Regions from separate parts of the Homo sapiens genome. Here all the other regions are linked to region 2. Evidence: chromatin loops called from intact Hi-C (ENCODE). Cell type or tissue: heart right ventricle. All regions are shown on one strand.

Region 1 (8,000 bases), 96 kb before region 2:
ATTACTCAGAATAACAAACCAGGCTGCTTGAGATAACTACGTTCTAAGCCTTTAAAAATTCTATTGATGTTAACTCACCATAAAATTGGGATCATTTGCCCATTCTTGTTTCTTAAAAGGGAGTAACAGCTTAAGAAAAAATTCTATACTTCCACCAAACTCCAAATAAACTACGTACATAATCATTTTAAGCATTCAAAAGTGTCATGAAACATTAAAAAAAGCTAAAGTAGAGACACAAAATAAAAAGTCTATTTAGCACTTTCTAGAGAAAGTACCCTCCAGCTCACCAAAGGAAAAAAACTCATCTATGTGAATAAACTCTGATTTTATAATCCTATATATCCAGAGGAATAGAAATCATTCTACCATAAAGATACATGCACGGGAATGTTCACTGCAGCACTGTTCACAACAGCAAAGACATGGAATCAACCTAAATGCCCATCAATGATAGATTGGATAAAGCAAACGTGGCACACATACACCATGGAATACTATGAAGCCATAAAAAAGAACAAGATCATGTCTTTTCTGGGAATATGGAGGAGCTGGAGTCCATTATTCTTAGCAAACTAACGCAGGAACAGAAAACCAAATACCACATGTTCTCATTTATAAGTGGGAGCTGAATGATGTGAACTCATGAACACAAAGAAGGGATGAATAGACACTGGGGCCTACCTCAGGATGGAGGTTTGGAGGAGGGAGAGGATCAGAAAAAATAAGTATTGGGTACTACGCTTAGTACCTGGGTGACGAAACAAACCCGCATGACAACAGTTTACCAACAGAACAAACCTGCACATGTACCCCCAAACCTAAAATAAAAGTTAAAAAAAAAGTTTTATTTTACTTTTTATTTTTTTTGAGACAGAGTCTCGCTGTGTCACCCAGGCTGGAATGCAGTGGCGTGATCTCGGCTCATTGCAACCTTCACCTCCCGGGTTCAAGTGATTCTCGGGCCTCAGCCTCCCGAGGAGCTGGGACTACAGGCACGTGCCACCATGCCCGGCTAATTTTTGTATTTTTAGTAGAGATGGGTTTTTGCCATATTGGCCAGGCTGGTCTCGAACTCCTGACCTCAGGTGATCCACCCGCCTTGGCCTCCCAAAGTGCTGGGATTACAGGCGTGAGCCACCGCTGCACCTTCATATATTTGTCCTTAGATATGTGTCTTTTAATTTACATAAGGTAAAATTCATTTTTGTTGGTACTCAGGTTTATGCTTGCACAGATCTGTGTAACCACCACCAACACAATCAGGATCCTAAACAACTCCTCCACCCACAAACACTTTGTTCATACTTCTCCTGGTAGTCAAACCTTTCTCCACTCCTAATCCCTGGATCTCCAACTCACTCCTTATCCCCAACAACTGATCTGTTCTCCATTGCAATAGTTTTTCCTTTTCCAGACGTCATATAAATGTAGATTACCTTTTGAGATTAGCATCTTCAATTTGTATAATGCACCTGAAATTCATCTGTGTTGTTCTACGTATCAGTCTTTGTGCTGAGTAGGATTCCGCTGTATGGATATGCCACAGTTTGTGTGACCATTCACCCACTGAAGGGCATGTGGGCTGTTTTCAGTTTTTGGTGATGATGAATAATGCTACTGTAAACATTTGTATACAGGTTTTGGGATGAACGTAAGTTTCCATTTCTCTAAGGCAAATACCTAGGTGTGATATTGCTGAGTCATGTGGTAAACATAAGGTTAACTGGATGAGAAACTGCCAAACTGTTCTCCAGGGTGGCTCTACCATTTTACATTCCAACACCAACAATACACAGGTTGAGCATTCCAAATTCAAAACTTGGACATCTGAAATGCTCCAAAGTCTGAAACTTTTTGAGCACTGACATGACACTCAAAGGAAATGGTCACTGGAGTATTTCAGATTTTGGAATTTTGGATTTGAGATGCTAAACCAGTAGGTATATTGCAAATATTACAAAATCTGAAAATATTCAAAATCCAAAACACTTTTGGTATATTTTAAAAAACGGATACTCAACCTGTATGAGATTTCTAGCTCCTCCACATCCTTGTCAGCACTTGGTATTGTCAATGTTTACAATTATTTTGATTTTAGACATTGTAATAGGTATAAATATAAATTGTAATAGGTATAAATAGGATAGCTCATTGTGGTTTTAACTCTGCAGTTCTCTAATAACTGATGCTGTTGAACATCTTTTTAAATTTTTATTTATTTTTTTTTAGAGATGAGGTCTTATTCTACTACCTAGGATGGAGTGCAGTGGTGGATCATAGCTCACTGCAGCCTCGAACTCCTCGGCTCAAGTGACCCTCCTGCCTTAGCTTCCCTAGTAGCTATGACTACAGGCATGTGTCCCCATGCCTGGCTAAATTTATTTTACTTTATTTTTTTAGAGACGGATTTTCACTATGTTGCCTAGGCTGGTCTTGAACTCTTGGCCTCAAGCAATCCTCCTGCCTCAGCCTCCTAAGTAACTGGAATTATAGGTGTGAGCCACTGCAATCAGCTGACTTCATGTGCTTATTTGCCATGTGTATGTATATATATATATATATATATATATATACACATATATATATATATATGAAGTATCTATTCATTTTTTATTGTTCTTTTTTGTTGTTGTTGTTCCAGAGACAGGGTTTCACTCTGTTGCCCAGGCTGGAATACAATGGCGCAATCATGGCTCACTGCAGCCTCGAACTCCTGGGCTTGAGAGATCCTCCCACCTGAGCCTCCCAAGCAACTGGGACTATAGGTGCATGTCACCAAACCTGGCTATTTTTAAAATCTTTTACTAGAGACAAGGATCCCACTATGTTGCCCAGGCTGGTCTCTAACTCCTGGGCTCAAGTGATCCTCCCACTTCAGCCTCCCAAAGTGCTGGGATTACAGGCATGAGTCACTGCGCCTGACCTTATCATTTCTTACTGTTGAGTTTTAAGAATTCTTTATATATTGTGGCTACAAGTCCTTTGTTGGCTATATGATTTGCAAATAATTTTTACTATTCTATAGTTTATCTTTTCATTCTCTGAACAGTATCTTTCGATATAAGGTTTTTAATTTAATAACATCTAATTTATCACTTTTTGTCTTTTATGGGTTATAATTTTGGTATCATATCCATAAGAGTTCTTTGCCTAATCCAAAGTTGTAAGAGTTTCTCCTATGTTTTCTTCCAAAACCCTTAGTTTTACATTTTACGTAAATGATCTATTTTGAGCTGATTTTTGTAAAAGGCGTGAGGTCTAGTTTGAGGTTCATTTTTTAACATATAGATGTCCAACTGTCTCCATAGCACAGATGGTTGTCTGTGGAAAGGACTATTCTTCTTAGCTGTATTGCCTTTGCAGCTTTGTCAAAAATCAACTGACCACATTTCTGCGGGTCAATTTCTGGATTCCCTTCCCCGTCGCATTAATCTATACTTTGTCTATAGTTTGGCCACCACCACACTGTCTTGATTACAACAGCTTTAGCATTAAGCCTTAAAATTGGGTAGTGGGAGTCCATCAATTCTGTTCTTCCTTTTCAAAATTATTTTGGCTGTTCTGTCATTTGCCTTTCCATACAAACTTAGAATTCGTAAGTTAGAATCAACTTCTCTGTATCTATTAAAAATCATCTTGGGATTTTGATTTGGACTGTGCTCATACAGACTGCTTATAGATCAGTGAGGGGTGAACTGACATCTTAACTATAATTGAGGCTTCCAAATATATCGAGACAGTGTGTCTCTGCATTACTGAGGTAATTCTTGATTACTTTCAACAGTATCTTGTAGTTTTCAACATACACATCCTTTACATATTTTGACATTTGCATTCTGCCATTGAGCCTATCCCAGTTATTATATTCTATTACTATATTTTTAGTACTAAAATTTCCAAAAATACTTCTATTTTTTTTTTTTGGCTAAAATGTCTTTTTCTATTTTAGTTTGTTGAGATTTTCCTGTTGCTTGGTATGCTGAATGATTTTGGATTGTATTCTGCACACCTGAATATTGTAAGACTCTGTCCTCTTAACCTCTTCTGGAGAATACTGATAAAAATTTTTTTTAGTAGGCAATTAACAGAGTTTCAGGCCAGAAGTCCTGACTCTCCTCCTGTGAGCTTTCATTCCAGTGTCAGTTTAATTTTCAAAGCCTCTGTAGTGCTGCTCAGATCCACCCCTCAATAGCCATCCAGGGACCTGGCTCTCAGGCCACACAGCATTTCAGATCCTGAGGCCCTTGTGTACCCTTCTGGGTCATTTCAATGCATGTGTGTAGGGATGAGCGTAGGAACTCATAATGCAGCTTCAGGGGACCCCTTTCTTGAGCTCCCTCCTCTTTGTGGTTTCCCCAACACTCTTAGACACCAGGGGGCGCTTTCTCTCCCCTCCGGCTGGCAAGCTGGGGTTTGAGCCTCTCTGCTCTGTCTTGTATCTCCCACAACTAGGTCTTCTTCTGGGGCAAAGGGGTAAAAGAAAAGAAAGAAAAACAAGTAACAGGAATTCTCTCACACTCTTTGAACCCCAGGGGTTCCTTTACTCAGTTTCTCTGGCCAAAGAGAAGGACTCTGAGGTACGTGTGTGATTGCCACAGCCACCATCGCAGCAGGAGTGTAGCTACAGACCCTAGTGCTTGCTTTGGGGCAAGGCTGTGAGACAAAATTAAAACAGGATTTCCCCTATTCTCTACTTCCTGCAAGGGTATCTTTCTAGGTCCTTTAATTAGAAAGAAAGAATTACTCTCAGAACTTTTTCGGTCGGCCTCTAATCCCCAGTTCTGCAATTTGCTGCTCTGATTCTGAGCCAGATTTGGGAGAAATATATAAAACCAGTAAACTCACTGCCATATTGGTGTTCAGGTTTTGATTTCTCTCCCCAGTCTGCCTGCTACTATCTACTTTTCAGAGTCTTTGGGTTGTTGCTTTGTCTTCTGTCCGGGGTATCTAGTTGTAATCAGTGTTAAAGAGATAGGGTATCGTATGCTTATTCTCTCCTAACTGGAATTAATTGTGGATTTAAAGCTAATCTTACAAAAGAAGAGAACTCCCAATTTATCTAACGCCTAACATGTGCCACACAATTGTCATTTCATTATTTCTCAGAGTGAATTCATTTTGAAAGATCTGTAAACAAAACATTGGCACAAGGATATAAAAAAGCATGTTTCATAAGAACTGTCATGAAGCAATTAACTCCATCGATCTTAAAATAGATCCAAACACCAGAGTCAAAAATCAAGTTAAACTATTTACACATACCCAGATTAATTAGCAATGGCTACTGCCATGTTTCTCAAATTCTTTTACATAGACGTAGACAGTTTGCACTGTATGAAAGCTGTTTCTTTTTCTCCAGCTTTTGAACAGTAAGGTCAGCTGAGTGTGCATGTCTACACTTACAGGCAGGTCTACATGAAAAGAGTGTAATGGCTTGATCAGAACTCACTCAAGGAGCTCCAAGGTGATGGTTCCTTTGGGTTCTGCTTCTACACTCTTCCCCCAGAATTTCAGTTTGGGATAGATAGAGCCATGAAAGATGAAGTCATTGTTTAATCCTTCAGCATGAAATGCACTGATTGGTGGGTGATGGCTGACCTGTTCGGAGATGAGTCTAAATCCAAGGTCATCTCTTAAGATTTAAAAAAAAAAAAAAAGAAAAAAAAAAGCAACATTATAATTAACTCTATCATTAAACATGTACATAATTGCCCTTTCAAAGTAAACAATTCTTTTGTTGTTGTTGTTGAGACAAAATCTTGCTCTGTCGCTCAGGCTGGAGCAGTGGCGTGATCTTGGCTCACTGCAACCCCTGCCTCCCAGGTTCAAGCACTTCTCCTCCCTCAGCCTCTCGACTAATTGGGATTACAGGCATGCACCACCACACCTGGCTAATTTTTGTATTTTTAGTAGAGACGGGGGTTTCATCATGTTGGCCAGGTTGGTTTCGAACTCCTGACCTCGTGATCAACCCACCTCAGCCTCCCAAAGTGCTGGGATTACAGGCATGAGCCACCATGCCCGGCCAACAATTCTTTATTCTCATTGCAATGAAACAACTTCATATATGAGAAATTATACAAATGCAACCCAAACCACCAAATCCAATGTTGTAATGCTAGCTACTTGAACAAATTAAAACAAAGAACACCCAGATGAATTTGAATGATTTGCATGAAAAAATATTAGTCATGTAAATTTAAAACACATCATTCCTTTTACATTAGAGAAATCTAGTGTGTCCACTTTCAAACATCTAGGGAATAAATGAGATCAAAACTTGTGCAGAGAAGAGGAGGAACGCATAGAAAAACTAAAGCCAAATAAAGTCCCTTAATCATATATAAACAAGACACAGGCTAGCTCAAGCAAACAGAACTGCACTTACAGATGCAGTCATTGGCTTCATGCAAACAATATATACTTATGCTAATATATTTTATTTATATTTTTTAATAAAGAGATATTTTTATAAGAGGGCCTCACTGTTGCCCAGGCTGGAGCGCAGTGGCTAATGATGGGTGCAAGCCCACCACTGACCAGCACAGGAGTTTTGACCTGCGTCCATTTCTGACCTCCCTCTCCTGGGAGGTCACCATATTCATGCCAAACTTAGTGCAGACACCTGGCCAGCATAGTGCACTACAGCCCAGAGCTCCTGGGCTCAAGAGATCCTGCTGCCTCAGCCTCTCAAGTAGCTGGGACTATAGGCCTGTGCCACCACAACCCAGCTAATAAACTTTAAATGATTATTTTTAGGAGATATACCTGAGGTTAAATGACGAGTTAATGGGTGCAGCACACCAACATGGCACATGTATAGATATGTAACTAACCTGCACATTGTGCACATGTACCCTAAAACTTAAAGTAAAAAAAAAAAACAAAACAAAACTCGATCATGTCTCATGATCTACATAAGGAAAAAAGGAGGGTGATTAATCCCATGTGATCAGGAATACAAAAATCTTTGCAATTATTTCTTATAATGGTACCTTTTATATATGTTTCAGTATTTTTGACAGTCTCTAAAATAATAGCTATCCTAGAAACAAACATCAAAATTGTTAACTTGCTCCAGTCCTATATAATTGTTATTCGTGATGACCAATATGTATGTATTTCTCCTCTTCATCTGCAACGCTGTATAAAGCATGCAAGTGAAAGGCCTCACCGCACTAATTCATAAGTCTCTCCCAGCAGTGGGTTGAAAGGTTTTCCAGTCCGTTCCCACTGAGAAGCAACAGCAGATACAGCAAACGCAGCTACACACTGTGGGACAGAGCATGAGAACAAGTCAAAAATAGCCGAGCTCGCTCCGCATTCTTTTAGGAACTGAAATTTTGCTGAAGACAGTAATTTACAGAATTATTTTGAGGAGTTTCATTACTTTGGAGTTTTAATATGGCTCTAGCAGTGGGACATGGAAACTTGGATATTCAGAATGAAAATTACTTTCAGTTGCTTCCTACAGTGTTATTCCCAACCATGGTTTTCATCACACTCTAACAGTGCTACAAATTCTCTCAAGGACTTTTAAAAAACCCTCAAGTCCAAAGTTACTTTTAATTCATTTAAAAATTTTTAAAAGTATGACACTCCAGGATTGGGGAAAGAGATATAAAACTCCACAACTTAATTGGTGTTAAGTCCACTGAGGTTGGAAAATGCTGACTTATATAGATGAAAGGACAGAAAGACTCAGTTTAGAATGCTATTGCTTTGTTGAAGGAGAACAATGTGTCCACTATACTCTACCTCTAACTAGTCCATCCATGTACAACATATACAATCTTCCATCTAAAACATTAAAAAGTGCAATTCCTTGCCGTCTTTTAACATATAGCAATGTATATATATTTATATACACAAGTAAGCACAAACATATTTTTCTATTTTGTGTGTGTGTGTGTGTGTGTGTATGTGTTAACTTCTTCTTGGAAACACCCCGAGAAAGTCTGAAAGAAGAAAGGTTGAATTCTTCCCCTAACACAACG
Region 2 (8,000 bases):
TGCTAATGATTCTCAAATTTTTATCAGACACCTAAGGACAATCTTACTTGAACATAATAGCATGTCCAAAAGGCAACTCATCTTTCCACATTCCCTCAATTCCCTACCTTAATCACCTCTATACAGTGTGACTTGTGCCATAAAACTGGGTGTCACCTATGGCTCCACCTTCATTCCCCACATTCCCTGGAGTACCAGCTCCTATTCATGCCGTTTGTTTCTGAAGCATCTCTGCTCTGCATCCCCCTTTCCTTCTCCACAGTCACTAACTTGGTTCAGTCCCTGATTATCTCTCTTGAGTTCCTGCACCTGGTCGTCCTGTTTGCAGGCCTGTGCTCCTCTCTAATCCTTCTCATAAGGAGCAAATCTCATTAAATCTGATTAAAATCTTTCAGTGACTCTAACTGCCCAAGATAAGTTTCGAACTCTATAAGCATACTTTACAAAGTCCTTCAAAAGGACCCCGCTTCTATCTTTTAGACTGGACTTTCTCTTTATTCTTTCCCTTCCATTCCGGTCTTAACGATTTGCTAAAATTTACCCTCTTCTGTTGCTTCTGGGTATGTTGCACCTTCTGTAAGAATTTATTTAGTCACCTGACGCCGGTATAAGTCAGATGACTACATAGATTTTAGTCATCTAATTTTATGAAGACAGACTGGTCTAGCAGTTTCTTATAAGGTAAACAATCTATAAATATTTATCAAATGACTCAAAAAAAAGTCACAGAAAGTAACAGACATCAAATCCTCAATGGACCATTATAAAAATGTATAGGGGTTACACCCTTAAGACTCTGAAGTTAAAATGAAAGGAAAATTATGTCTGCCTATATAACTCATGCAAAATTAATCAGAGTACAAGCCAGGCACTGCATTCTATATTGGGAATATGGTACGGAATAAGACAAACACAGTCACATGCAGATTATAGTCTTGGTACCATCGTGAGATACAAAAACTTATCAGGATAGATCTTGAGTCACATCAAGCATGACAAGCCTAACACACACACACACACACACACACACACACACACCATGCTAATTAAAACCTTATGTATTTTGTTCAAAAATTCCCCAAAAGTTATCACAATGAAATCCAGCTTCAGTTTACATAAACTTCATTCTATTTATAACTTATGTCTTAGCTGCTTCCAAAATTAATTTGTAGCTATATCTCTGGACTATATATAAAATAAACTGAAAATTTTAGGAATATATGTTGAATAATGTGGACTGAATAACAATTCTAAATTTCTATTTTTAGAGGAATTAAAATATTTCTTATAATTCTCAGAAAGCTGATAAACAGTCATATATTTGAATGCCAGAAGTAGTAAGTTTAGCCAACCTTTTTATAAAGAATGTAAATGATAAATGTCAAAAATTGTACATGGAGCTTAGATTATGATGTTGCATAATTATTTTCTCAGTTATGCACAATATTTAAACATGCTCAAACTATTTATAAACCACCCTGAGTATCAGTAAGACCTTTGCTTTAATATGGAAAACCTAACAGGCTCTTTTACTTCCCCCCCATTATGCAGGGCTCACAACTGGGGGCAAAGAAATTATACGGGTCACTTTCACTGTCAATACAATCTCCTAAATTTAACCTTTAAAGGGTTTTTAAAGAGGGGAGACTAGAGTCCAGCAACTATATTCAGGCTGATACAAGTTCCTTTAAAACTCCAGTCTGGCAAAAGTAGCACTGGGACAGAGGCTGAAATAGCTCCCTGGTAGTTATGCTCAGATTAAATATCCACTAAACAGAAATTGAGTTACCTTGCCAAAGACATCAGCTTAGGGACTAAAAAATTTGATTTGGAGAGGAGATTAACTTCGGTGTGTCCTCAAAATGGAAAGCAAGTTTGTATTTAGACACCCCCCACCCCACCCCGTTTTCCTGCCTACACACTATTCCACCAACACACATTTCAAGCATTTTTCTCTCTCGAAAAAGATTCCTGCTAAGCAATGCCTTAATTCAGTCTTTGAACCTAATTAAAATTAAGAAACTTTTAATAGCCTTAATAACTCAGAAAAGCTGTACTAAGCTCTTCTCTGGCATCTTCCTCTCCTTACCACCCTCTCTCCAAACCCAGAAAAATCCAGCACAACAGAAAGCACAAAACAACTAGCCACATGCTCTGAATGCTAGGAAACGTGATTCCCCGCTGGTTTAGGCTACAAAGAAAGCCTGTGAGTAATCAAAAATCCTTAATCAAAACATTAAAGTTAAAAGCCACCTCCCCATTCCCCAACACAAATAGAATTTCCCTTTCTCTCCTTAATCCGCTCATGCACTTCTCGTATTCTTGGAATTTCAGCGGCCTCTGAAGAGCGGATGGTAAGTTCATCTCAATGTCAGCCGGAGCACAGCCATGCGAAAAATCACTAACTTGGAAGGTTATTTAGGACAATAATGTCTTTCACTGTCTTACTCCTCCCACTCCAGCCCTTCTTGACCTAATACCAATATTCAACTGAGAAACACATCAGTCCACGGGCTTTTTCCCCAGGGGCTCTTCCTGCAGGAACCCCACGGCAGGGAGACCCGCACTGGGAAGAGAGCAGGGTCTCCCGGCTGGTGCGCCCCTCCCCACGCGCCCGCGGCTGCACCCCACTCTGCACACACACGTCCAACTATTCTTGGATCTACTCACATCCCTGGATCAAGTCTGGCCGCCCTCCCCGCTCCGTCCCCCGGCGTCCTCCGTGGCCCCAGGCTGCCCCGCAAAGCCACCGAGCTGCAAATACACCCACCTACCTGGGCCAGATCCGAGGACCCCGGCTGGCGCGCTCCACCCTGCGCTCCTCGCAAGCTCCAGCGCGAATGCGCTCGGCCTGCTCCTCCTCCTCCCCTCCAGTCGAGCCGAGGCGAGCCGATCCGGGAGGCGCGACCCAGGGCGGCCCGCAAGGTCTCCCTAAGTCACCTTTGCGCAGCCTGCCCCTGGCTCCGGCCGGGCAGCAGCGCCAGCCTTCCCCAGCGAGGTCGGGCAGAGGCGTTGCCCGCCAGCGGCCCAGGACTCCCGCGCCGCGCCCGCCCGGGCCGCAGAGGTCTGCGCTGCCCCTCCGCCGCCGCTGGCTCGGCCGCAGACCCGCCCTCCGGGGCTCGCGGGGAGAGCGCGGGCGGGCGGCGGCAAGGCCTGCGGCGGGCGGCTCCCTGCGCGCGGCGGGCAGCGTCCGGGCCGCTCCTCCCCTTCCCCAGCGCCGCTGGCGGGCGGAGGCGCAGGTAGGGACCGCCGGGGAAGCCTGCACGGCCCTCCGAGGAGAGGTCGGGGACTGCTCCTTGGGCTCTACGTGAGTGCCGCGCCGAGGCGCCTGCGAGGTCCTAGAGCTGCTGTGCGCTCGGCCCTCTCCTGGAGACACCGGCCCTGGCAACTTTTTTTTTTTCTTTTTTCTTTTTTTTTTTTTTTAACCAACCCGCCCCTTGGGAAACTCTGGAAAGCAAAGGAATCTTCTCTCCAGTCCTGCCTGTCACTTACTCCGGCTCACGCTGAAGCGTTCGCGTTTACGGTTCCAAAACCAAGACTGAAAGGCAGTCTTCACATATTTATTGTTTATACCCTAGTTGGGACACTGAGCAACAAGGAAAACAACGGTATTAATCCTACTACCGTGAAACCTACTTAGGTAAAATTATTCCAGCCAGGCTTGAAGGGCAAAGGTTCAGAGGACAGGAAAACCCACCACCCAAATACCACACTTAAGTGGGATGTTCAGGTTAATGAAATTTATGGTTAACTGTAACACTCTGATGGAGGGAAAGAAATCTTTTTGTTTCAACATGTTTCAAACCTTTCACCTTACTAAAGTGTTTAACTCTGTCCTCATACTTTAGTGAGTTCAGAGTAAAAATGAACAAAATTAAATATTTCTTTCACAAGATCCTAGGTACTTTAAGTCCCATTGAAGTTGGTGGTAGCTGTAATTGCACTACAGACCTAGAATGTGTTAAAGACCATTCCAGGCCATGCTGGGAAAATTGGGAATGAATGTCAGTGAGGTTTCATGGCATCTTTGTTTTCATTGTTATTTTATTGTATTAATTAATTAATTTATTTATTTGGAGACAGAGTCTTGCTCTGTCGCCCAGGCTGGAGTGTAGTGGCACAATCTCAGCTCACTGCAACCTCCACCTCCTGGGTTCAAGTGATTCTCGTGCCCCAGCTTCCTGAGTAGCTGGGATTACAGGCCTGCACCACCAAACCCAGCTAATTTTTTGTATTTTTAGTAGAGACGGGGGTTTTGCTATGTTGGTCATGCTGGTCTCCAACTCCTGGCATCAAGTGATCCACCTGCCCTGGCCTCCCAAAGTGCTGGGATTACAGGCGTGAGCCACCACGCCCAGCCTCATGGCATCTTTGAAAAGTCAGTTCATTTCTTTTACTTTTTTCACTCAGAATAATAACTGTTACTGTACTTGGAAAAATCATGTATGGAAAGAGGAGTCCCTGCTACAGAATCTCTCCCTAGGCCCTGAAAATTAGAGAATGAATTCAGTTTATAAAAGTAGTGCTAGGTAGCAAAACAATGAACAACAAATTACCTTCTTGTTTTAAAAGGCAATCTACATGGCTCCTAAATGTGCCAGGTACTGTACTGAAGCACCTCACATAAAATAGCACATATATGCGCTCAATTTCAGATGTGGAAACAGAATTCCTAAACATATATTCATTTGTTCAAGGTCGAGGTAGCAGAGTTTAGATCCAGATTGGTCTGATCCCAAAGCCTGAATTTTTTCCTTTGTACATTCATTATTCATTCATTCAAATATTTATTCACCATCTACCACATGCCAAGTACCATGCTACAAAAATAACTAAGATACAGTTGCTTCCTTAGGAAGCTCCAGTTTGTGAATATATAATGATACAATATGATAAATGCTATGACAGCCAGGAACTCATGGAGCAGCAGGGACACCTCACCTAGTTTTGAAGGGTGGAGCCTGTATGAGGAAATGGTTACAGTCATCCAACAGAGCAGCCTTGAGAATTTATCTCACAGAACAGCAATGGGGAACTGTATGCTGGAGTCAGGGAAGACAGAATAAAGGGAGATAGGCAACCAAGATATTAAAAAACCAAATTGAACCGGGCACGGTGGCTCACACCTATAATCCCAGCACATTGAGAGGCCGAGGCAGGCAGATCACTTGAGGTCAGGAGTTCTAGACCAGCCTGGCCAACATGGTAAAACCCCGTTTCTACTAAAAATACAAAAATTAGCAGGGTATGGTGGTGTGTGCCTGTAATCCCAGCTACTCAGGAGGCTGAGGCAGGAGAATTGCTGGAACCCAGGAGGCAGAGGTTGCAGTGAGCCAAGACTGTGTCGCTGTACTCTAGCCTGGGCAACAGAGCGAGACTCCTTCACAAAAAAAAAAAAAAAAAAATTGACGGGACTTGATTAAAGATAGGGAGGAAGAAGGAGGATGAACCAAAGCCAGTTCCCATGATCCTGGCCTGAATTACTGAATGGGTGGCAAGTCTATGAGTTGAATGGATAACTCAGTTTGAGACACGTTGGTTTTGAAATGCTTCTGATATAAGCATATGTAAATGTTCAAAAGGCAGCTGGATATATTAGATCAGAACTCAGGAGAAGTCTGAGGTGGAGACATCTGAGTCCTCAGGGAATTCTAGTTAAAAGAATGGGTGACATCATCCAGGGAGAATATGAGGAGTGAGAAGGTCACTCGCAGAAACCTAGGTAATACTAATATTTAATACATAGGCAGATGAAAAAATGCTTTAGAAGGTGGCTGAGGCCAGGCGTGGTGGCTGAAGCCTGTAATCACAGCACTCTGGGAGGCCAAGGCGAGTGTATCACTTCAGTTCAGAAGTTTGAGACCAGCCTGGTTAACACAGTGAAACCCCATCTCTACTAAAATACAAAAAAATTAGCTGGGTGTGGTGGCGTGCACTTGTAATCCCAGCTACTCAGGAGGGTGAGGCAGGAGAATCGCTTGAACCCGGGAGGCTGAGGTTGCAGTGAGCCAAGATGGCACCACTGCACTCCAGCCTGGGCAACAGAGTAAGACTCCATCTCAAAATTAAAAAAAAAAAAGAAGGTGACTGAGGGGGAGCTGCTACAAAGGAAGGAGAAGCCAAAAGAGGCGGCACTGTGGAAGCCACAGCGCAATTCCAAAAAACAGGAAGTAGTCACATGCCAGGCCCTTCAGAGGACAAGCAAGACAATTTTTAAATGTCCTTTGATTTAGCAATAAGGAAATACTGGCAAGAACAGTTTCGGTGGACTTGCTGAAAATTAAGAAGTAGAAACAGAAAGTATCACATTTTCAAAAATGGAATTGGAAAAGGATGCAGGGAGATAGACAAAAGCTATAAATAAGGGGGTAGAGAATTCCAAAGACAGGAGCTATTTTTTGAAGCAAGGTCCCCAGAGAAGCAGAATGGAAGGAGACAGATGCCTCCAGCAAAAGGCTAGAGGAAAGTATAAGAGCAGATGCAGATAAAAACTGGAGTGAAGAGTGGTAGGGAGTGGAGCCATATACAGTGACTACCTCATGTTTAACAAAGGAATTCTGCTCAGAGTGGAAGGAGATCTGAGGGGACTACAGAGACAGAAGGCCAGAGACGGGTGCAGGCCCAAAAGAGCTGTGAAGAACATTAGGGAACAAAAGATATCAGGGTCACAAAATGACTACAGGACTGCCCGACAGCAAAGGAAATGAAATGAATGGAAGAGATCATGACTTTGTAGAGCTGTAAGTCCACATGAACACATGATCTCTCTTCAAAGATACCAGTGTCCAGTCCAAAGAAGCAGTACAGAATTCCAACCCTTCAGACGGTTCCAATGTAGGGTCTGAATCTTTCCATTATACCACAAAATTAGTCCCACTCTCTTTTTTTTTTTTTTTCTTGAGACGGAGTCTCACTCCGTTGCTCAGGCTGGAGGGCAAGGGTGCAATCTCGCTTACTGCAATCTCTGCCTCCTGGGTTCAAGCGATTCTCCTGCCTCAGCCTCCCGAGTAGCTGGGATTACAAGTGCCTGCCACCACGCCTGGCTAATTTTTTGTATTTTTAGTAGAGACGAGGTTTCACCATGTTGGACAGATTGGTCTCAAACTCCTAACCTCAGGTGATCCACCACCTCAGCCTCCCAAAGTGCTGGGATTACAGGCATGAGCCACCGTGCCTGTATGACATTCCAGTCATACAGTTGGGTCACAGCTTTTCAGCAGTCAGGAGATTTAACATGAAATATGTATAAAACACTTGATAAGTGAGCTTCTACTGACTTTAAATGGGCAGTTCTTACCTTGGAAAAATTGGTATGACTAACATCAAGGAAGCTCGATAGTACACAAAATGAGGAGGGCATCCTCTGGCAAGGAAAACTACAGAAACAAATATAATTCCAGAAACCAGTTTCTGGCATTTTGAATGGAACTCTCAGACCAGGCTAAGAAAAGACCCAGCACTCACATTCTGTTATACTGTTTCCAAGAAAACTACCCTAAAAACAGCATCTAGGTTTTTCTTCAGTAGATCAACCACCAACTTTACAAAGTATTTTATATATTGCCATTTTCTCAACAGCATAAGCAGTTTTTTTGTTTGTTTTTTGTTTTTTTGAGACAGAGCTCTTGTTTCCCAAGCTGGAGTGCCAATGGCCTGATCTCGGCTCACTGCAACCTCCGCCTCCTGGGTTCAATGGATTATCCTGCCTCACTCAGCCTCTCGAGTAGCTGGGATTACAGGCATGTGCCACCACACCTGGCTAATTTTTTGTATTTTTAGTAGAAATGGGGTTTCACCATGTTAGCCAGGCTGGTCTCGAACTCCTGACCTCAGGTGATCCACCCCCCACCCACCCTCAGCCTCCCAAAGTGCTGGGATTACAGGCATGAGCCATAGGCCATAGCAGTTTTATTTACAAATAAAATCTTCCTACAATAATGCCTCATTTATTTATAGCTCCTATGAAAACCTCGATTATGTAGATCATATCAGTACATCCT
Region 3 (8,000 bases), 81 kb before region 2:
TGCAGGAAAGCAAGTACGACTCAATGGCTGGGATACTTTGCCCTGACCCAGGGGCAGCTGAGCTGCAGAGAAGCTACAGAAGCAGCATGGCATAGGGACCTGGGCTTAAAAGGTGAGGCAGTGAGGGACAGGGTGCTGCCCTTCCTGAAGCCTGGGCCAGGAGGGATCCAAACACCAGGATGGCAGGGGTTCACTGCAGTGGCAACCAGTGACAGCCAGTAGGTGACACAGGCTATGCCATTTCTGGCTCAGCTCCCTTCCTGTTTTCTCCATTTCCCTTTATTGTACACAACAGCAGGGTGGGATTGATCATAAAGAAACTTTAAAAGTTTATTCATTAAAGAAAGGAAGAGCTTTACCTGTAAGTCTGATTTTGAATTTGTTTTTCCTGAAAAACACTCTTAAGGACTATCACATACTCATTGAGGAAGGAATAGATGGACCAGGGATGACATTTTAGTATTTATAAGACAGGAGTTCTTCCCTCAAAGAGATTCTGCTTTGTTTTCTCAGGAATACTGGCCTAGGGATGCAATCTTGCAACTCTAAAGCAATGCTGCGTGCACTGCCATTTCTCCACATCCAGCTCCGTGGGAAAACACAGCACGGCAGGATGGGGCAGGCAGCTGTCCACAGCCACGGGCTCCTCAACACCAGCCACCGGGCTTTCCAGGGGCTTGAAGCCAATGACAAAGAGGGTGGTGTGAACTCTGGAGACCAAGGCACAAAGGATGTGGGTTTATCATCAATTCAATAAGTAGATTTATTTTTTAATCATTTGAAAAGCTGCTAAAATTCTACAAGCCTCTTTTAATAAAATGTTGTAATCTATAATAATTTAAACAGCTTTCCATTTCTTTTAGTAACTCAGAATGAACGCATTCAAGAAAATGGAAAGGCACACGGCTGGGTCAAATAACAGAGAGGGAAGGAGAGGCAGAACCCAGACTGCCATAAAAACAACCTGGACCTTGGAAGAGTGTAACATGCTATTTTAAAATATAGCAACTTACTTGCAATTGTATTGCCTCCATCATCTGTAATTATTTTTAAATAATCTTACAATTATTTCAATTGCTAAAACCTACAGTTCCCTAGAGAGGTAGTGAAAAACTCGCTGACACAAGGTGTATTTTATTTCCTTCCCTCTTAGACCTCTTGAAAATTCACTGATACATCATTTTCACTTCCAATCCAATGAAGTCTGGTGCTGCATTCTCTAGATAATGTATACAACCAATATGTGTGTATATTCCAATAACAAGAAAAACAACAATTCACATTATGAAGACCAAGCTTCAGGAAGAAACACTGCCTAGAAACTTCTATCATTGAGAGCTTCAGGCAGCTGGAAAAGTTAAACATTTATGCCAAGCAATTCCAGCTAATAGCAAAGTTTAAATTTATCCATGCAAATTAATAGCAACCTATGATGAAACTGCAGAAACTCCTAACTGCAACTGCTCATTGGCTGACAAACTGAGAAGAAGGAGAGAAGGCTGTGTTTTCACTTGAGCACTAGAGAAACCTGAGAGCAAGGCCAAGTTTGAGCTCATCTGAAATTGAAAATATTGTATAAATGTAAAGTCAACCACTGTAACAGGGTAGAAGTGCAACTACTTTAGACCTGGGTTATAGAGAGAAAAATTCCCTCAAGTGCTAGGCTAGGTGTGTCTGCTCTGTTGCCCAGACAGCAGCTTGTGGGCAGGGTGCTCCCCCGCGTGTGTGACCTAAGCCCTGGTGGGTCCCCAGGGCTCGCTCCACTGACAGCCGGGGGCTGGCGGCAGTCAGCTGTCCCCTGGACAGAGCCGTGCCTCCTGCAAGATGAAGATGGCACTGGATGTTTCCTCTATGACACCTCTACCTCCCACAGCTACCGATAATGAAAAAATTCATTGTGCTTACATTTGAGGGCATCGCAGGGCCAAATGTCTTTCTTTCCCCATCTCATGCTGCTCAGTTCCCCCCGCTCCACACGATGCCTAGCATCTCATCTATTAGTTTATCACTGCATGAGGTTCTTGCCATCTGAATACCACCGATTACACGCAGATGAGTTACTCTAAGGTGTCCCGGGATAGCTGCCTGCGGCCGCTCTGGATGGGCAGTTTGAAAAAGAGCCTGCTGCCCTCGTGCCTTCTGTCCTCAGTCCTCACAGGCCAGCCATGGGGGACAACAGGGGCCAGAGTGAAAGACACGCAGGCAGAAAGGAAGGCGCCACGGAGTGGGAAAAGGCGGTGTGTTCATCATGTGTTTACTGAACCACAGTGTGGGCACCTCAGTGCAACCAATGAGAAAACGTGGAGAAGAAGGTAAGAAAAGCTCTAAGGAAAATGCTAATGAACATAATGATATTCCTTTCCTATTCTTCCTGCTTAGGAGCTGAAGAGCTTCAGAGCTGAGAGGTGGCGTGAACCCTCCTGCTAGGGGACTTCATAAAGGCTGGACAACACCTACACAGGAATGTGGAGAAACAATGGAAGCATGGGCTGCAAGCTTGCCCTGGATCACTCGGCATTTGTGGCTTTAAGGGAATCTACTTCCACATGCATTTTTTCCTAGAAACTGGCAAGTCTCAGATGGCACCTGCACTGGAGGGACCGTGCTGCTCCTCTTTGCTCATTTCCCCATTCACAGTTGCCCTCTGCTACTGAAAAAAAAAAAAAAAAAAAAAAAAAAAAGTACTTAATCTCCTACCATGCTGAATCTTGGCATAGTATTTATACCTGGAAATGTGAAAACCTCCAGGGCACCAGAGAGGGAAGTTTAGATACAGTACTGTTACCAGCAAAGCCTCTTTTACTCAAGAACCATTAACTTACATTAGGGCTCCTTGACGTCCTGTTTCAGTTAAGAGAAAGACACGACATGAGAAATAGGGTCTTCAAGCCATTTCTCCCCAGGTTGAAACATTCTGATCTTAGACCACTGTAGAGTGTGGGGGTAGAGATACCAAATTTTGTTTAACTATCTTGCTCCTTCTATCCTCTGTCGCTCTAGTTGGTATTTATAACATGCCAGATTTGGCAAAGCTCCAAACCTTATCTAGCTCCGCATCTATCTTAGAGTTGGAATGCAAGAATAGCACTGTTGTCATGGTGGCATATAGGGTATCACATGTTTATCTGATTCCAGAAATAATATCTCATCCCTTCTGACAGTTACTCTGACCCAGTGATATGTCTGGGCATGAGGTCTGGCCCTATGGCTATGTAGCAGACATTCTGTACTGGAATGAATGAGCTAAACCTTCAGTTTGTGGGAAACATCTTAAGATTCATGGTGAGATAAAAGCATTTTATCAAAAACATACTGGCAAAGGTTTACTTCAGTGAAAATTATTCCAATTTTCTCAACCCTTTCTCAGTATTGCAAGGTACAACTGAGTGATAAAAACAGTTCAATGAATTGAGATCGGAGAGCTTGGGAAAAGCTTCTCTGGTGTATTTCCCAGAGGCCAAGAAGCCAATGACTAATGAAAGGTAACAAAACCTTGTGCAAGTTAGAGTTTTTCAAAGTTGTGTTTTTAGTAACACTGAAGGGAGTCCTAATTGAGTTGTTAGCTTATAAATCACACACACAAAAATTCTGTAATATAATCTGACTTTTGGCATCTAGTGGAGAAGGGGGTCAAAGAACTGAATGACATTACTGGACATTTTTTTAAAAACCCAAAAAACTCCTACTCCCATCTGTCTATTAATATGAGCAAAGCTCTCAATCCTGGCATCTATTCAAAAACAAGAACATAACTGTTACTGAAGATCCTGTCTCATTCTAGCAGCAAGTGATATTCATCTCAGATATCTAAAACCAATTGAAAAAAATTTTCACTCATAACATTTTACCTTTGTTAATATTTTCATAAATTTTATAATGTTTACAATTGTAATCAAATACTAACATTTATAACAATGCAAAGAAACCTTTAGTACTAAAGTCTTATAGAATATAGCTTTTTAAATTTTAATTTTTATACATATTTCTGCAGTAATGAAGTATGATGAAGTAATCGATAAAAGACCCTCAGAGATTAAAACAATTGAGTTAACTCGGTAAATGGAGCTAATGGAAGAGAGATGATAGCTGAAGGTATGCACATGGCTTCTGGAACTCAGTTTCACCCCTACAAAAAGGACACGAAGTTAACTGAGTTATCCTATAGGAAGGATAAAATGGAAATACAAATTAAAGGAGACATAGAAGTATAAGCTTTTCAATGACTGAAGAATAGCTTGCTCATGTATTTATTTAACAGAATGACAGTGGCAATCAAAACTCGATGGTATGTGGATTCCACTAGCTACCTTTAAAAGAATGATACAACACTTTTCTTTCACTTTAAGTAGTCGGTATTCCTGATGTACCAGACCTTTGTCACCTCTTGCAATAATCCAGGACTATTCTATTACTCCAAGACATTTGAACACACACAAGGGCAGCACGCACATGGCCTTGAGCTCAAGTACCTCCTCAAATTTTGTGCTGAGGTCCTGGGGCTGGTTGCCTAAGTCACTGAGCATGAACACCAACGACCTAACCTCTGGCTGAGCCCTGCTGAGAAAGCCACTGGAGCAAAGGGATGGAGGAGAAGAGGAGGACGGAAACAGGGTACACACAGGACATGAGGCTTTCGGATTAAAGAGTCCTGTGACAAAGGGGAAACAAGCAGAAAGAAATAAGCAAAGGCTTCAAATGACTAAGCAGTGTCAGGATTAGTTCTCAGGAGCCGGAGATTTGTTTGTTTGGTAAAAGCTTCAACCACAAACAGATTTAGGGTTGAATTCCAGTTAGGTAAAGTATTCATTTCACATTGTATAATCTGACATTTTGATAACATAATCCTGCTCAAAACAGACTGGGAGAAGAAAAGAAGGATGTCATCAGTATTGGAAATCAAAGTGGCTAAATGCTATTTGGAAAAAGGTAAAGTACAACGTGCAGGTGCATGGGAGTGGAGGAGATGGGGCAGAGTGAGCCCGGCTGGGGATGGGGCTGCAGACACGGGGGGCCAAGATGACAAATGCATGGAGAAGAACCTCTTCCTTTCCTTCCTAAGACAGAGTGAGACCTAGACCATATCTGGCAGATAAGAATATGTACTGTGAATTTAGAAAAGCCACATATTTTGAATAATAATAGCATTACACCATAAAATGATATCATCATAGCATACAAATCTGGGGCATTAATTGTTACGGAAAAAATGGGATGAGGACTCTGGTTGAGTGTGGAATTGTGGGGCTGTCACCCGCAGGATGCTTACACCCCGCACTCTGTCCTGGCACGCTCCTCACAACAACAGAGAGCAGGAAGAGCTAAGGCTCAGTATCAAATTTCCTCTTCCACTCTTAGGACTTATTAACAAATTAAGAAGCTGGGTAAATGGAGGTAAGGGAAGAGAGATGATAGCTGAAGGTATACACATGGCTTCTAGAACTCAGTTTCACCCCCACAAAAAGGACACGAAGTGAAGTATTTGGATTAATGTGATAGAATCAGAAACATGCAGGCTGGGCGCGGTGGCTCATGCCTGTAATCCCAGCACTTTTGGAAGCCAGGGTGGGTGGATCAACTGAGGTCATGAGTTCGAGACCAGTCTGGCCAACATGGTGAAACCCCATCTCTGCTAAAAGTACAAAAAATTAGCTGGGCATGGTGGCATGCACCTGTAGTCCCAGCTACTCGGGAGGCTGAGGCAGGAGAATCACTTGAACCCGGGAGGTGGAGACTGCAGTGAGCCGAGACTGCACCACTGCATTCCAGCCTGGGCAACAAAGTGAGACTCCGACTCAAAAAAAAAAAAAAAAAGTGGTAATATTTGTATTTCTCTCTCAAGACTCCTCATTTTTAATCTTTACTGTCGCTTAGTGCTTATACCTTGATTGTGTCTGCTGCCTAAGAGAGAAGGTCCTACAGCAGACAGTGCCCAAAGAACAATATTTCCAAAAGCTAGGTGATCTCCTTTCAATCCACATTAATAAAAATGTTCTTTCAGAACATTTGTCTCCTATGAACCTCAGCAGAAAGAAGTTTCCAAAAACACGACTTCCCCTGAAGCTCTCTCTCTATGCTTTGAATCAGTAAGTTCTAGAGATATGATTCAGAACATTCTATGGAACCCTTTCAACCCAAACAGCTCTATGTTTATTTGTTGTATTTTATTTATGATTCAGCATAAGCATTTACTTGTACAAGAAGTTATGTGCCTAAACATAAAAGTAAAACCGCATTCTAGAGAAACAGAGTATCTTTCAGAACATAGCAGGTGCAATCCAACATAACATCATCTCCTATCTTTTAAAAGAATGGTTAGTCTCGATTTGGACGTAAACTAGACAGATTGCTAGTCACCTTCATGAACAAATTCATAACACCAACACTACAGCTGACACCCAGTGAAACAGGAGAGAGCAGGAGAAAGGAATCAGTCAACAGAAATACAGAAAACTGTATATTCTAAAGTGGCCAAAAAGACTAAACCATATCTGAAATGTTCATACAAACTCCTTTGACCAAATAACCTTACAAAGATACAGTACAAATTCTATAGTAACTCAGAGCAGTGTTTTTCAAATGGTGGGTCTGGTTCATTAACAAGTTGTAAAATAAATGTAACGAGCTGGAATCAATGTTACTTTAATATAATAGAAAATACAATTTGTAGTAATGATGAGCATTCTTTTGTGAAACTGATTTTAATTTTAAGGACATGCATATATACATATTTGCATACTGGATCATAAAGGTAAACATATTTAACTAAGGGTTTGAAAAATACTGACTCTGCAGAATACAAATAAATACTAATTTTTATCTTGAAATTTTCAGTTCCAAAGAGACAAACGTGTGTTACTGTCATCTGTCTATATACATTTGCTTTGTCCTGTTGAATCCTAATAGAATTGAAATAAAATTAGAGCTCAAGTCTCATTCTCAGCTGTGATTAATGATAATATGAACTATTATTTATTGAGCGCAACGTTAAACCAGGAATAGTTCCAGGCATTTTACATAAATTATTTATCGCTCAATACACCTACCTCTAAGGTACAAATTATGATGCTAGTTCTACACTGGATGGAATGCTACTCACGTAGGAACTGCAACTTGCTTGGGGTCTCACAGCCAGGAAGCGGGAGAGCGGGGATTAGATCCCACATTATCAGGCTCCGAAATTTAGATGAATTACTCTCCATGCAGGAGTCAAAAAATATTTGTTTAAAATTAATGTTTATGAAATTTGTTCCTTGGAAATTACATTTAGGAAGTTTCAGATTTCATTATCCACTCAGAGAAGAGAGACATTGGAAAAATGCCAGAGGCCAGGCATGGTGGCTAAGGCCTGTAATCCCAACACTTTGGAAGGCTGAGGTGGGAGGACTGCTTGAGCCCAGGAGTTCGAGACCAGCCTGGGAAACATAGCAACACTCCTTCTCTACTAAAAATACAAAAAAATTAGCCAGGTGTGGCACGACGCGCCTGTGGTCCCAGCTACTCAGGAGGCTGAGGTGGGCGGATAAATTGAGCTGGGGAGGTTGAGGCTACAGTGAGCCATGAGGGCACCACTTCACTCCAGTCTGGGTAATGAGCCCCTGTCTCAAAAAAATGAAAAGAAATGAAATGAAAAAAGAAAGAAAATGAAAAGAAAAATGCCAAAGTGGGTATCTCTGCAGCGGACAGGATTTCAAGCCACAGAATGAAGTGTGCATGAGGTGACTGTACTTCCCAGCACAGGGAAAGTTCTGGAGTGCTCCCAGGGTACACATTCAATTGCAAAATGTTAAAAGGTAATGTCCAGGCAGATTCTTTTGTGCCACATGACTTACATGTTCGGTGGTCCAAGGTCACACTAGGAAGAGTTATGAGAACTTTACCCAGAATCCTAGCCTGACTGACATCAGGGTGGTGGTGTTGACTACTACCTTCAAGGGAATCCAAGGATTTCTATGAAAGGAAATGCTGCCATCTCCCTACCTCCCCCCACATCAGATCCACCT

Evidence for each region. Hi-C counts contacts between places; a loop is a spot of excess contacts. Peaks named below come from ENCODE experiments on the same cell type or tissue, not always from the same donor. Only the 100,000 strongest peaks of a DNase experiment are listed, where the experiment ranks them.
Region 1: a loop joins it to region 2, with 6 times the contacts of the local background. A loop is called at or near these places in 63 of 110 quality-filtered maps.
Region 3: it touches region 2 in a loop (3-fold over the local background); 17 of 110 quality-filtered maps call a loop at or near these places.

What each region holds. Positions count from the first base shown.
Region 1 is chr18:24,172,561-24,180,560 of GRCh38, forward strand. OSBPL1A (oxysterol binding protein like 1A) reads right to left here. Exons shown (of 28, transcript NM_080597.4): 20 at 7,178-7,275; 21 at 5,453-5,635. Among named protein-coding and RNA genes, the nearest start is that of CABYR, 37 kb to the left of the region's middle. In heart right ventricle, CTCF peaks have their summits at 4,370 (motif pointing right) and 4,572; a DNase peak (open chromatin) is centred at 4,381.
Region 2 is chr18:24,268,848-24,276,847 of GRCh38, forward strand. The region is part of intron 15 of OSBPL1A (oxysterol binding protein like 1A); the gene reads right to left. Among named protein-coding and RNA genes, the nearest start is that of MIR320C2, 49 kb to the right of the region's middle. RefSeq lists a silencer at 5,292-5,505. In heart right ventricle, a CTCF peak has its summit at 3,365; DNase peaks (open chromatin) are centred at 2,784, 3,234 and 6,141; H3K4me3 peaks cover 3,781 bases; H3K27ac peaks cover 5,501 bases.
Region 3 is chr18:24,187,694-24,195,693 of GRCh38, forward strand. All of the region lies in intron 18 of OSBPL1A (oxysterol binding protein like 1A), which reads right to left. Among named protein-coding and RNA genes, the nearest start is that of CABYR, 53 kb to the left of the region's middle. RefSeq lists an enhancer at 2,312-2,606. In heart right ventricle, no CTCF peak of the experiment used is centred here; no DNase peak of the experiment used is centred here.